Linked DNA regions of Homo sapiens: region 1 is linked to region 2. The links are chromatin loops, found by intact Hi-C in ENCODE. Cell type or tissue: CD14-positive monocyte. All regions are shown on one strand.

What was found. Hi-C counts contacts between places; a loop is a spot of excess contacts. Peaks named below come from ENCODE experiments on the same cell type or tissue, not always from the same donor. Only the 100,000 strongest peaks of a DNase experiment are listed, where the experiment ranks them.
Region 1: a loop joins it to region 2, with 6 times the contacts of the local background. A loop is called at or near these places in 7 of 110 quality-filtered maps.

The regions. Positions count from the first base shown.
Region 1 is chr16:10,905,625-10,909,624 of GRCh38, forward strand. It overlaps CIITA (class II major histocompatibility complex transactivator), which reads left to right. Exons shown (of 20, transcript NM_000246.4): 11 at 875-2,525; 12 at 3,405-3,563. Among named protein-coding and RNA genes, the nearest start is that of CIITA, 30 kb to the left of the region's middle. In CD14-positive monocyte, no CTCF peak of the experiment used is centred here; no DNase peak of the experiment used is centred here; H3K27ac peaks cover 1,513 bases.
Region 2 is chr16:10,855,915-10,859,914 of GRCh38, forward strand. No RefSeq gene overlaps it. Among named protein-coding and RNA genes, the nearest start is that of CIITA, 19 kb to the right of the region's middle. In CD14-positive monocyte, no CTCF peak of the experiment used is centred here; no DNase peak of the experiment used is centred here.

The DNA.
Region 1 (4,000 bases), 50 kb after region 2:
GGTAGTGGGTGCCTGTAATCCCAGCTACTTGGCAGGCCGAGGCAGGAGAATCGCCTAAACCCAGGAGGTGGAGGTTGCCGTGAGCTGAGATTGCGCCAGTGCACTCCAGCCTGGGGCACAGGGCAGGATCCATCTCAAAAAAAAAAAAGAGAGAAAAGGTCTAAAAGGAGTGGACACTTAAACAAGAGAGACGATGAGTGAAGGAATGGGTGTGGAAATGAGTGAACTAATGAATGAGTGGTGGGTGACTGAATGAAGCAAATGATGAAGACTGTATGGGGGCCAGATGTGGTGGCTCACACCTGTAATCCCAGCACTTTGGGAGGCCAAGGCGGAACGATTGCTTGAGCCCAGGAGCTCAAGACCAGCCTGGGCAAAATAGTGAGAACTTATCTCCACAAAAAAACAAAAAAGAAAAATTAGCCAGGCATGGCAGTGGGCGCCTGTAGTCCCAGCTACTCAGGAGGCTGAGGTGGGAGGATTGCTTGAGCCTGTGAGGTTGAAGCTGTGGTGGACCATGATTGTGCCATTGCACGCCAGCCTGGGCGACATAGTGAGACCCCATCTCTACAAAAAAATCAAAAAATTATCTGGGCATGGTGTCACATGTCTGTGGTCCCAGCTACTTGGGAGGTGGAGTCAGGAGGATCGCATGAGCCCAGGAGGTTGAGGTTGCAGCGAGCTGTGATCACACCACTGCATTCCAGCCTGGGCAAAAAAGCCAGACCCTGTCTCAAAACAAAACAAAACAAACAAACAAAAAAACTGTGTGGGGAACAGATGTAAATGATGGTGGCAGTGCTGGCCTTGTGGTGGCTGGCCCTGGCCCTGCCTCTCACATACCCCCACCCTGACACGCCCCTGGCCTTTGCAGAGCCGGTGGAGCAGTTCTACCGCTCACTGCAGGACACGTATGGTGCCGAGCCCGCAGGCCCGGATGGCATCCTAGTGGAGGTGGATCTGGTGCAGGCCAGGCTGGAGAGGAGCAGCAGCAAGAGCCTGGAGCGGGAACTGGCCACCCCGGACTGGGCAGAACGGCAGCTGGCCCAAGGAGGCCTGGCTGAGGTGCTGTTGGCTGCCAAGGAGCACCGGCGGCCGCGTGAGACACGAGTGATTGCTGTGCTGGGCAAAGCTGGTCAGGGCAAGAGCTATTGGGCTGGGGCAGTGAGCCGGGCCTGGGCTTGTGGCCGGCTTCCCCAGTACGACTTTGTCTTCTCTGTCCCCTGCCATTGCTTGAACCGTCCGGGGGATGCCTATGGCCTGCAGGATCTGCTCTTCTCCCTGGGCCCACAGCCACTCGTGGCGGCCGATGAGGTTTTCAGCCACATCTTGAAGAGACCTGACCGCGTTCTGCTCATCCTAGACGGCTTCGAGGAGCTGGAAGCGCAAGATGGCTTCCTGCACAGCACGTGCGGACCGGCACCGGCGGAGCCCTGCTCCCTCCGGGGGCTGCTGGCCGGCCTTTTCCAGAAGAAGCTGCTCCGAGGTTGCACCCTCCTCCTCACAGCCCGGCCCCGGGGCCGCCTGGTCCAGAGCCTGAGCAAGGCCGACGCCCTATTTGAGCTGTCCGGCTTCTCCATGGAGCAGGCCCAGGCATACGTGATGCGCTACTTTGAGAGCTCAGGGATGACAGAGCACCAAGACAGAGCCCTGACGCTCCTCCGGGACCGGCCACTTCTTCTCAGTCACAGCCACAGCCCTACTTTGTGCCGGGCAGTGTGCCAGCTCTCAGAGGCCCTGCTGGAGCTTGGGGAGGACGCCAAGCTGCCCTCCACGCTCACGGGACTCTATGTCGGCCTGCTGGGCCGTGCAGCCCTCGACAGCCCCCCCGGGGCCCTGGCAGAGCTGGCCAAGCTGGCCTGGGAGCTGGGCCGCAGACATCAAAGTACCCTACAGGAGGACCAGTTCCCATCCGCAGACGTGAGGACCTGGGCGATGGCCAAAGGCTTAGTCCAACACCCACCGCGGGCCGCAGAGTCCGAGCTGGCCTTCCCCAGCTTCCTCCTGCAATGCTTCCTGGGGGCCCTGTGGCTGGCTCTGAGTGGCGAAATCAAGGACAAGGAGCTCCCGCAGTACCTAGCATTGACCCCAAGGAAGAAGAGGCCCTATGACAACTGGCTGGAGGGCGTGCCACGCTTTCTGGCTGGGCTGATCTTCCAGCCTCCCGCCCGCTGCCTGGGAGCCCTACTCGGGCCATCGGCGGCTGCCTCGGTGGACAGGAAGCAGAAGGTGCTTGCGAGGTACCTGAAGCGGCTGCAGCCGGGGACACTGCGGGCGCGGCAGCTGCTGGAGCTGCTGCACTGCGCCCACGAGGCCGAGGAGGCTGGAATTTGGCAGCACGTGGTACAGGAGCTCCCCGGCCGCCTCTCTTTTCTGGGCACCCGCCTCACGCCTCCTGATGCACATGTACTGGGCAAGGCCTTGGAGGCGGCGGGCCAAGACTTCTCCCTGGACCTCCGCAGCACTGGCATTTGCCCCTCTGGATTGGGGAGCCTCGTGGGACTCAGCTGTGTCACCCGTTTCAGGTGGGGTGAGGGGCTTGGGGAAGAGACATCCTTGTGTTGGGCATTAACTGCGGTCTTGGTGCCAAGCCCAGTGCTCTGTGGGGTCTCTTTTAGTATGCAGAGCAGCCGGGTGGGGCAGAATGGATTCTCTCCATTTTTAAGATGAGGATGTTGAGGCTCAGAGAGGGGCAGCCACTTGCCACACAGCAAGTGAGAGGCAATGGCATTCTCCCAGTCAATATTTGAAGGCCCGCCATGTGCCAGTCACTGGGGTATGTCTAGAATCTGAGACTGACCTGGGCTCAAATTTGTTTTATTCTTTCCACCCCCTGAGCACGCCACCGTTTTCTTATGCTAAGAGTAAAGCCATGGCCTCCCCTTGGACTCTCTGCCTCCATTCTCTCCTCTTCCACTCCATTTTGTATTCAGCAACCAGACCAATCTTCTCAGAACTTGAATCTGATTGTATCCCATCCCTGCTTACAATCCTTCAGGGACACTCCACCACTGTCAGGATGAAGGCTAAATTCCTTAATTTGGTTTCATTAAGTCGGTCTGCAATCTGCTTGAGCATTTCAGCTTAATCGCCAGAGGATTGCTTCCATATTTCCCCCTAAACATACTTTACCCAAGCTGTAAGGTCCTACATAATTGTGCCAATAATTTAGCAGTGAGCTTCCTGGTAGCCGAAGCAAAAAGGGAAAGAAAACCACTGTGTGAGTTGTGAGAAAGTAGGAATCAATAAAGGCTGGAGTGGTCATGGAAGGCTTTCTGGGAAAGGTAGAGGTTGAGCTAAGGAAAGAAAGTATTTTAATAGGTAGGAGGACCCTTCATGGAGCTGCCCTTCCATTAAGGTCTAGCCTGGTCACCGTGCCTGGGTCTGAGGCCCTCCCTCCACAGGGCTGCCTTGAGCGACACGGTGGCGCTGTGGGAGTCCCTGCAGCAGCATGGGGAGACCAAGCTACTTCAGGCAGCAGAGGAGAAGTTCACCATCGAGCCTTTCAAAGCCAAGTCCCTGAAGGATGTGGAAGACCTGGGAAAGCTTGTGCAGACTCAGAGGTGAGAGGAGAGGCGGATGGGAGGTGGTTCACGCCATGCAGGTTGAGGACATGTAGGACCCATTCTCAAGTTTGTCATGGGCATTTCCAGTGCCCCCTGTCCTCTGGGACACCCCATGCCCTCTTTCTGGGCAATGGCTAACCAGAGTCTCTCACTGCACTCGCTGCCCAGGCGGAGCCTCTAGAATTGAAAACTTTGCTGCATTCAAAACCTGCCATCATGTGCCCAAGTCTTAGCTAAAGCCATGGAGAACCTCTCCCCTTCTAGGAGTTAACAAGGATGCCTTGTGCACCTAGTAACAGAAGTGACACCTACTGCCACCCTTTGAGGCATTTAGGACAACTGTTGTCCCAAATTTATAGACGGCAGAGCTAAGGTCCAGAAGGCAGACAAAACTTGATTACAGAACAAGTTAACTGTCTTTCATTCATTCCTTC
Region 2 (4,000 bases):
AGGCAGGAGAATTGCTTGAACCAGGGAGTCGGAGGTTGCAGTGAGCCGAGATTGTGCCACTCCACTCCAGCATGGGCAACACAGCAAGACTCTGTCTCAAAAAATATATACATAAATATATAAAAATAAAACACATTGCTGGTCTGGCACAAAGATAAGGCTCCTTAGATCCTACAAATGGCATGAAGTTAAGAATGCTGGTGAGCACTCAGTAAAGGTGTTTTTTTTTTTCCTGAAGGTTCCTATCAAACTCTAGAGAACCTGAGCTTCCTCCTTTGAAAGCTGTAGAGCATACTAGGAGAACTCAGGTGAGAATTTTTGTTTTGCTTCTGTTTTTTTGAGACAGGGTCTCACTCTATCACCCAGGCTGGAGTGCAGTGGTGCATTCACATTCACTGCAGCCTCACCCTGCTGGGCTCAAGTGATCCTCCCTCCTCAGCCTCCCAAGTAGCTGGGACTACAGGCACCACCAAGCCTCGCTAACTTTTTTGTATTTTTTGTAGAGACAGGGTTTCGCCATGTTACCCAGGCTGGTCTCCATCTCCTGAGATCAAGTGATCTGCCCGCCTCGGTGTCCCAAAGTGCTGGGATTATAGTCATGAGCCACCGCACCCGTCCACAGGTAGATTTAATGGTAGATTTCTGCATACAGCAGAACCCTAATGGAGTACACTGTCACTGTAAGAATGAGCAAGAGCTAAACCCTACCAGAGAAACAGCTTTGAAACTTGCCTGTCCCAATCTTAGGGTTGAAAGTAGGAAAAGAAAAATATCTTACCTGAGAACTTGTCATTACAAAGGGGTCCTTACTCAGGTTTGTGACCTGAATTCATGCTATCTAGTAATAATAATAATAATAATATAAAGATGTTATAAACTGGAAGTAGGGTGCTTTAAGATTAGCAGAGGTGGAGTCAACTCCTCTCTAATGGAATTTAACTTTATTCCAGGATTCAAAGGTCACCTACAATGAAGTTCTAAAGAAATGAAGAGCTCACATTAAAAAAAAAAATTACACACACAGGCAAAGAAGCATAGCATCTTGAGTGGAAGTAAATAGAAACCATAGACAGTAAACACAGAGGTCAGGCCCGGTGGCTCCCTCCCACTTTGGGAGGTCAAGGTGGAAGGATCACTTTAGGCCAGCAGTTCAAGACCAGCCTGGGCAAAATAGTGAGGCCCCATCTTTACAAAAAAGTTTAAAAATTAGCCGAGCATGGTAGCAGGCGCCTATAATCCTAGCTACTTTGGAGGCTGAGGCAGGAGGATTACTTGAGCTCAGGAATTCAAGGATTCGAACTGAGGAATTCATTGAGCAGTGGTCACACCAGCCTGGGCAGCAGAGTCTCTAAAAGACAAATAAACAAACCCAGAGACTTCGGATACCCGAATAGAGATACAAATGTGTAAAATCAAAGATGTGCTTAAGCCAGCTGGCGGAGCTCGGGAGAGCTGATTGTGGGCATCTCTTCCCAACTCCACGTGCAGCAATATCATATTGGTAGCCTGACATTGTCCATGGTGGGAATATTTACACCACGGAGGTTGGCAAACTCTAAATTAGGGCTTCTATTTTTTTTTTTTAAAGAGACAGTGATACAGTTGTTTAACATTTACTAGAAGACTGCTGAATATATTTATTTTATTTATTTATTTATTTTCAAATACCAACTCAAATCAGATGCTGAATTTATTTGAAGATTAACAGAGAAGCTTTAAAAAAAATCAGGGAACAGGGACTATAAAGAACAACTGGGCAGGACACATTGGTTCATGCCTGTAATTCCAACACTTTGGGAGGCCGCCCAAGAGTTTGAGACCAGCCTGGGCAACATAGGGAGACCCCATGTTTACAGAAAAATTTAAAAAATTAGCCAGACATGGTGGTGCATGCTTGTAGTCCAGCTACTTGGGAGGCTGAGGTGGGAGAATTGCTCGAGCCCAGGAGGTTGAGGCTGCAGTGAGCTATGATTGCGCCACTGCACTCCAGCCTGGGCAACAGCGCAAGACTCTGTCAAAAAATAAAAATTAAATGAGTAAATTTTACAAAGAACAAAATAAGACTTCTAGAAATGAAAAATATAACTAAAAATGAAAACTTAGTACACAAATTAAATGGTAAATTAGTAGATTTTCTGATTCACTAATTCTGAAGAAGAAAGATGTAAGAGATATGTTAAAAGACATAGAAGACAGGTGTAACATAAAACAAATTGGAGTTTCAGAAGTAAATAACAGAGAAAATGGGAAAGGTAATACTTAAGGATAGGTGTATGTCTTTGTATATATGCATCTCTATTCAAGAGAACATTTATCTTGAATGTGCTCTTGATAAGACTTCAAAGGAAAGAAAAAATGCACTCTGACCTGGAAATTTTGATCTTAGTTTACTAAATGTAATTTGTCTGCATTGACTATTTAGTCTACGTCTTCTAAAACTTCAGAGCAGGCCAGGCATGGTGGCTCACACCCATAATCCCAGGACTTTGGAAGGCTGAGGAAGGAGGATCACTGAGATGTTAGGATTACAGGTGTGAGTCACCACACCTGGCCCAGATTTACCTTTAACTAATAAGACTGTAAGCTGCATAAGACTGGCAATTTTCTTTTTTTTTTCTTTGATTTTTTGTTCATGATTGTTTTCCCTGTTTCTGTTAGTGCCCCACTGGGGTTGATTCATTTATTCAATAAATGAATGAGTTTGTTAGATGGCTACTACACGCCAGGCCTAGTCTAACATATGATGAACATCATTTCCCAGTTGAGGAAACTAAGACATAGCGCTATAAGGGGGCATGTTCAAGCTTATATGTAATAAAGCAGGGATTCAAATCCACTTATACTAACAACATGGCCAGGCGCGGTGGCCGACACCTGTAATTGCAGCACTTTGGGAGGTCAAGGCGGGTGGATTACATGAGGCCAGGAGTTTGAGACCAGCCTGGCCAACATGGTGAAACCCTGTCTCTACTAAAAATACAAAAATTAGCAGAGTGTGATGGCGCACGCCTGTAATCCCAGCTACTCAGGAGGCTAAGGCAGGAGAATCGCTTGAACCGGGAGGCGGAGGTTGCAGTGAGCTGAGATCATGCCACTGCACTCCAGCCTGGGTGACAGACCAAGACTCTCTCTCAGAAAAATAGAAGAATACTGATAAAGGTGGCAGGAATGGTGGTGGTGATGATGGTGGTGATGACAGTGGTGGTGATGATGATGGTGGTGATGATGGTGGTGGTGGTGGTGGTGGTGATGGTGGTGGTGATGGTGGTGGTGGTGGTGATAGTGGTGGTGGTGATGGTGTTGGTGATGATGATGGTCATGATGGTGGTAGTGATGGTGGTGATGGCGGTGATGGTGGTGGTGATGACGGTGGTGATGGTTGTGGTGATGATGGTGATGGTGGCAATGGTGGTGGTGATAATGATGGTGGTGATGGTGGTGGTGATGGTGGTGGTGATGGTAGTGATGTTGGTGGTGATGTTGATGGTGGTGGTGTTGGTGGTGGTGATGATGATGGTGGTGGTGATGGTGGTGGTGATGGTGATGATGGTGGTGATGGTGGCGATGGTGGTGATGGTGGCGGTGATGGTGATGATGGTGGTGGTGGTGATGGTGGTGGTGATGGTGGTGACGATAGCGGTGGTGATGGTGGTGGTGATGATGATGGTGGTGATGATGGTGATGGTGGTGGTGACGATAGTGGTGGTGATGATGGTGATGGTGATGATGGTGGTGGTGATGATGGAGGTGGTGATGACGGAGGTGGTGATGTCATCCTGTAGACGACACGCCACCCACTCTCCCCACTGCTTTCAGTCATAAGCCAGGAGTGAACTCCATATGTCTTGCAGGGAAACCCAAAAAGCAAAGGTAGCAGTCCACAGCCCTGAGCAGCAGCCAAGGTGACTCAGGCTGAGATGCAACAACCTGGTCTGTGGGCAGACAGGCAGCAGCCACAGGGGCCAGCCTGGACGTGCCCATAGATCCAGGGAGCTGATCC